Regions from separate parts of the Homo sapiens genome. Here region 2 is linked to region 1. Evidence: chromatin loops called from intact Hi-C (ENCODE). Cell type or tissue: gastrocnemius medialis. All regions are shown on one strand. Each heading gives the region's core, and the rest is flanking DNA. Links, peaks and the distances in the headings are about the cores only. Region 1 has its middle 380 kb from the start of LINC01091. Region 2 has its middle 5.5 kb from the start of SPRY1.

Region 1 (2,930 bases), core at 316-2,815:
TTAGAGTACTTATCAGAAGAACAGAAAAAAATAAGGTAATATTCAAATCCCAGTATATCACCATATGATTCACCAACCAGTATTTGTAAAAACAAAGAACAAATTTTTGTATAATTTGAACAAGAAGTACATGTGAGACAAAAATAGAACATACTACAAAAATTTAAAAGGCTCCAAACATTTGGGGGCTTCTCAAAAATTACAATCTTAGAATCTTTGTGTATATGTATATTTTAATATTCTATGAAATTATTTTTATACTCTTTAAATATTTCTCATTTAAAAAATTGTGCTATTTATTAAACATAGTTGGCTATAAACCTATATTGTTAAATAATGAAATTAATGTCATAATGAATATTTTCTGACATCCTATAACAGAAATTTTAAAAATTTTCTACTACTACTACTACTACTACTACTAATGGAGATTAGGTATATATATGTATATGTGTTTGTGTGTGTGTGTGTATTTTTTTAAACAGGGTCTCACTGTGTCACCCAGGCTGGAGTGCAGTAGCATGACCTCAGCTCACTGCAGCCCCAACCTCTCAGGCTCAAGTGATCCTCCCACCTCAGCCTCCTGAGTAGCTGGAACCACAGTGAACATCAGGATGTTTGGATAATTTTTAAATTTTTTGCAAGGATGGGTCTCGCTATGTTGCCCAGGCTGGTCTCAAACTCCTGGCCTCAAGTGGATAATTTGTTGAAAATAAAGATAAATCTAATGTTCAATCACAATTTTTTTTTTTTTTGAGACGGAGTCTTCCTCTGTCACCCAGGGCAGAGTGCAGTGGTGTGATCTCGGCTCACCGCAACCTCTGCCTTCCTGGTTCAAGCGATTCTCCTGCCTCAGCCTCCCAAGTAGCTGGGATTACAGGTGTGTGCCACCACACCTGGCTGATTTTGTGTATTTAGTAGAGACGGGGTTTTGCCATGTTGGCCAGGCTGGTCTTGAACTCCTGACCTCAGGTGATCTGCCTACCTTGGCCTCTCAAAGTGCTGGGATTATAGGGAATTTAAGTTCAGTTTAATTATGGTAGAGCAAGTCACTTCTCTGAAGATAATTGTTCAAAGAGAAAATGAAAATTACCCAAACTGACCTGATAGAATTACTTCTACTCTGCTCTCCTCAACACAAGACAGTTTTTGGTGTGTCAGGTCAACCCTGCAGTGGGAATTAAATACACATTTTATTCTAATATTTCCTCAGTCATAATTTAACTGTCCAAACACTTAAGCCACTGGAAACTCTTCCTATTGGCAGACTCTGTTAAGCTTCCTGGCTGCATTATTTCACCCTCATTTGCTTAGAGGACTCTCTCAGTGCCTATGTTCTATTCAGTCTTAGCACAGGAAGGCTGCAGGTGCTAGCCTTTTGCATCTTTTTTGTTTGTTTGTTTCATCCTCCATGGGGAATAGGCTAGAGAGAGCTAACTAATTAAAGAATTCCATTGGGGAATATCTGGAGCCAGCAGCTGTGAAACAGCAATCCAGCATTACACGTGCTCTCTCTCTGTCAGGGAAGGCCTAAAGGGTGTGGTGAGTGGCCACTTTTCCAGATGGTCTGCGTTCTGTGATGAGGCCATAGCTGTATGATGCCTCTGCTCTGAAGATGGGACATTTGGCCTTTGGATAAATGTCATTCCCCAAACTTTGAGCCGACAAAACTAGTTTTACTGCATGGAATGTTTTTCTTATCTTCAGTTAGGCCAGAACAAAAAAGCCTTGATTATACTTTTCTAAGTAGCATTCACTTTACTGTCAGAGAAGTTGTTTTCAAATTCTAGAATTTTGAATACTGGTTTTACCTGTGTAAGTGAAATGGGGGGTGGTGGGGAAAAATATGACAACAGGATAGGAAAGAAAAAGAGAGAAGAATGTGTTAAAAAGAAAAAAAAAGTTGAGAAATATATATTGTTGTAATGTCACGGAACTTTATATACTGAATGACAGACATGCTGCTTTTTTTCTGCTCTTGAATCAGTCCATCTGTGTCACCCTTAAAATTCTTCAGGGATCCTAAGACAGGACATTAATCTGAGACATTGTTTGAACTTCTGAAATCCTGTGCTCATGCTCATTAGTCCTTCTGATTGGCCAGGATTTGTCATCAGAATGGTCCTAGAAAATGTCTCTGATATTGGTCTGGAATCTATTGTCTTTATCAGCAGAAAGCAATCCCCATATATCTGTGGGTGATAAAATGCCTTATCATATAATCCTTATATTCAAGTTCCAGTATATATGATATATTATGTAGATCATATTATCCCATCCCCAAACTGCTTTACTCATTCAATAAATATTTTTTGAACACTTACCAAGTGTCACATGCTGTGTGGGGAACATAATAATGAGACTTATTAGGATTATTCAATAAAAAGTGTTCTTTTTAACTTCTAGCAAGATCTTTCCCTTTTCAAGTTCCTGTGTATTCTGACTAGATTATGTGTATTTTATACTATTTTCAGGTGATTTTTATTTAGGATGTAGCTTATTTGACCCACAACTAGATTTTAATGTCATCACAATGCTTAACATATTTTGAGGCACATAGGAGATTTTTTTAAAAAAACAGTATCAACTAGAGAAAAATTCGTTAAAAATAGGTTTATATAAAAAGTTTAAACAAGAAGGAAATGAAACAATTTCTACATCATAGAAACATATCTATAGTGTTGAGTCAAAATTAGCAATATTTTGGTTATTGTCTTAAAACTGAGCACATTATAAATATTTGTCAGAGAAAGTCAGACACAGAGAAACAGTAAAAATTTCCTAAGCATCTTTTTTCATTTACTCTTCATTAACAGAGATTGGAAAGGGTTTTTTGGGGGATAGTTATGTCACCTATTCTAAGATTATGTCTGTGTTTTTATGGTGCCAAACATTTGGATTGAAATGAGAAATGGCACAGGTTTCTTGAT
Region 2 (2,930 bases), core at 282-2,781, 640 kb before region 1:
GCCACCCTCGCTAAAGCAGTCATCACCTCTCAACCCCTATCACTCCAGCCAAGCTTCATTTTCTCATGGCAGTACTTACCATTACTGTCACAAAATATTAGTTTGTTTATTGCCTGTCTCTTCCTCCTACATGTGAACTCTCATAAGGAATGAGGACAGGGGCTTTTTCTGTCTTGTTCATAATGCATTCATCTTCCTTGGCATGATGTAGGTGCTTAGTAAATATTTATTAAACAAATGCATAAATTATTGAGAGTATGAATTAAAAAACTGAATTAGGTTTGATCTCCAAACCTAATTCTGTGTAGTGTAGCCACTTCACAGGTGACCATTTGGGATTCGGGAGGGAAAGAGATTTGTGAAAGTAACATAGCCAGTGAAGGAAACAAGCCAAAGTAGAAGACATTCCTGTTATTCTCAGCTGCTTACAATTTCCCCTGTTACTCACTGTCCTCTTTCTTTTGTGTCTTCCTCTAGGAGGCTGGTTGTCTTATTTAATATATGTAAAAATGTAAATTGATGCTTTGTTTTTCTTCCCAGACTTTAACTCAGCCTGAGCACTCATCTTACTCCATACACATGGCTTCTATTGATTTATGTGTTAGAAAAATCCAAATCCATTTTGAAAAGGGAGACATTTTCCAATATTGAGATTATTTACCATATATACAATATCCCATATACAATATTGATATACAATATTGAGATATTTCGAGAGAATGTGATGTAAGCCCAGATGATATTAACAATACAAGGAATATTTACAAGGACTCGTATTGTAAATATATATTTACAATTACACAATATACATACAATTATACAATATGAATATAAAGAGAGATTTGTACAGTTGTAGTATTATTGGAATAAGTACCTTTTCTAAGTAACTACTTCAAGAGGGCAAACACCTTTATCGATATATTAATTCTTATATATTAGCTAAAACTCAATGTCCCCACTACTTTATCTTCTCCATCAATACTGTAACTTCCTATAGACAGATAAAGCCTTTTCATGTCTTTAGATTCCTCAAAAAGTAGCCAATATATATTATGAATTTTTTTGCAGTTTTATTAAAAGCTTATTCTAAACCATATGGCAGTATTGCAAAAGAAAAAAGAAACTAATGTAAAGCGGTGATCACTGTGAAAACCCAGTTCCTAGACTCAAGTACATTTTTTGTTTGAAATTTGAAATGACTTATTTTTAACAATAGGTGGCGCTTCACAGGTTTTTTTGTGTGTGAGGTTAAATGCACTGGCTATATGAAATATATCTGTGCTATCAATTTTTTAAGTTAATACAAGAACACTGATTCATATAATACATTGGTAAGTAATGGAAACTATTGCTATTAAACTTACCGTATTTATGGAGCATCAAAACTAACATTCTAAGAGATTATAAAAAAGGCAGCAGTAAATATACCTTTTGAAAATATGTAGGATTCTGTTTTTTTACTTTTCTATTTATTTTCAACTTTTATAAATGTTATTCAATCACTTTTTAAAATATGCATTTGCTTTTTTTACTCAATGATCACAAAGAGTTTACAAATTTTATAGAAGGGATTTTTACTATTTATAATGATCTCTATCTTAACTAGAAGTACAATATTAATGATTGAAAATTCCAGATAAATGATAAGGTGAGCAGGGCTCAGCAGGTGTGTAATCTCAAATTATTAGCAGATAGCTGGTCCAAAATCCCCCTCATGCACACATACAGCAATACTATTATTAAAATCAGAGTTCTCAGGCTCAGAAAAACAAAAGTAAAATAGAATTGCCTCAAAACAGTTATAAGGCAAATAAAATCATTATTTGGGGTGAAGAACCTAGAAAAAGGGGGCCTTAAACATTTCCTCATCATACAATGTGATTGAGGCAATGATAACTAATAATTTGTACAGAACTTTAAAGCTTATAAAGTCCTTGCATATATAATGAGTCATTCAGTAGCACTAGGATTTGGGAAGAGCAAGTATTTTTATTAACTTCAGGTTATTGATGAGAAAGCAGGTTCAGAGAAATTAAGTGAAGGTTACCTAGCTAGAAAGTGGCAAAGTTGGGACTTCATATCATCTGATCCTATATCTGGTACTCTTTTCATAATACCATGCTATTTTCCTAGTTATAATACTGGACATAGGGGCATTATGATTAAATATGACACATAAGCTAAAGTTATAGACCATGATATACAAGGATAATATCGTCAGAACTCAGGTCTTCAATACATGTATCCTATCAATTATTATAGACCACTTGAAATGTTTATATAAATGGAGTTATTAGAAATGTGACAAGAAAATTACAAATCAAGGGAAACTCTAAGTATAAACTTTTTTAAATTTTTTATTTTTTTGAGGCAGAGTCTCGCTCTGCGCCCAGGCTGGAGTGCAGTGGGGCGATCTCGGCTCACCGCAAGCTCCGGCTCCTGGGTTCACGCCATTCTCCTGCCTCAGCCTCCCGAGTAGCTGGGACTACAAGCGCCCGCCACCACGCCCGGCTAATTTTTTTGTATTTTTTTAGTAGAGACCGGGGTTTCACCGTGTTAGCCAGGATGGTCTCGATTTCCTGACCTCGTGATCCGCCCGCCTCAGCCTCCCAAAGTGCTGGGATTACAGACGTGAGCCACCGCACCTGGCAAACATATTTTTAAAAAAACTCTTTTGGGAAGTTTTTTATGTTTTCTTTTCTTTTTCTTTTTTTTTTCTTTTTCTTTTTTTTTTTTTTTTTTTTTTTTTTTTGAGATGGAGTCTTGCTCTGTCGCCTAGACTGGAGTGCAGTGGTGCGATCTCTCCTCACTGCAACCTCTGCCTCACGGGTTCAAACAATTCTCCTGCCTCAGGCTCCAGAGTAGCTGGGATTACAGGCACTTACCACCATGCCCGGCTCATTTTTGTATTTTTAGTAGAGGCAGGGTTT

Evidence for each region. Peaks named below come from ENCODE experiments on the same cell type or tissue, not always from the same donor. Only the 100,000 strongest peaks of a DNase experiment are listed, where the experiment ranks them.
Region 2: it touches region 1 in a loop (2.2-fold over the local background); 3 of 110 quality-filtered maps call a loop at or near these places.

Annotation. Positions count from the first base shown.
Region 1 is chr4:124,028,915-124,031,844 of GRCh38, forward strand. No RefSeq gene overlaps it. Among named protein-coding and RNA genes, the nearest start is that of LINC01091, 380 kb to the left of the region's middle. In gastrocnemius medialis, for the core only: no CTCF peak of the experiment used is centred there; a DNase peak (open chromatin) is centred at 1,547; H3K27ac peaks cover 2,030 bases.
Region 2 is chr4:123,389,822-123,392,751 of GRCh38, forward strand. No RefSeq gene overlaps it. Among named protein-coding and RNA genes, the nearest start is that of SPRY1, 5.5 kb to the right of the region's middle. In gastrocnemius medialis, for the core only: a CTCF peak has its summit at 1,221 (motif pointing right); no DNase peak of the experiment used is centred there.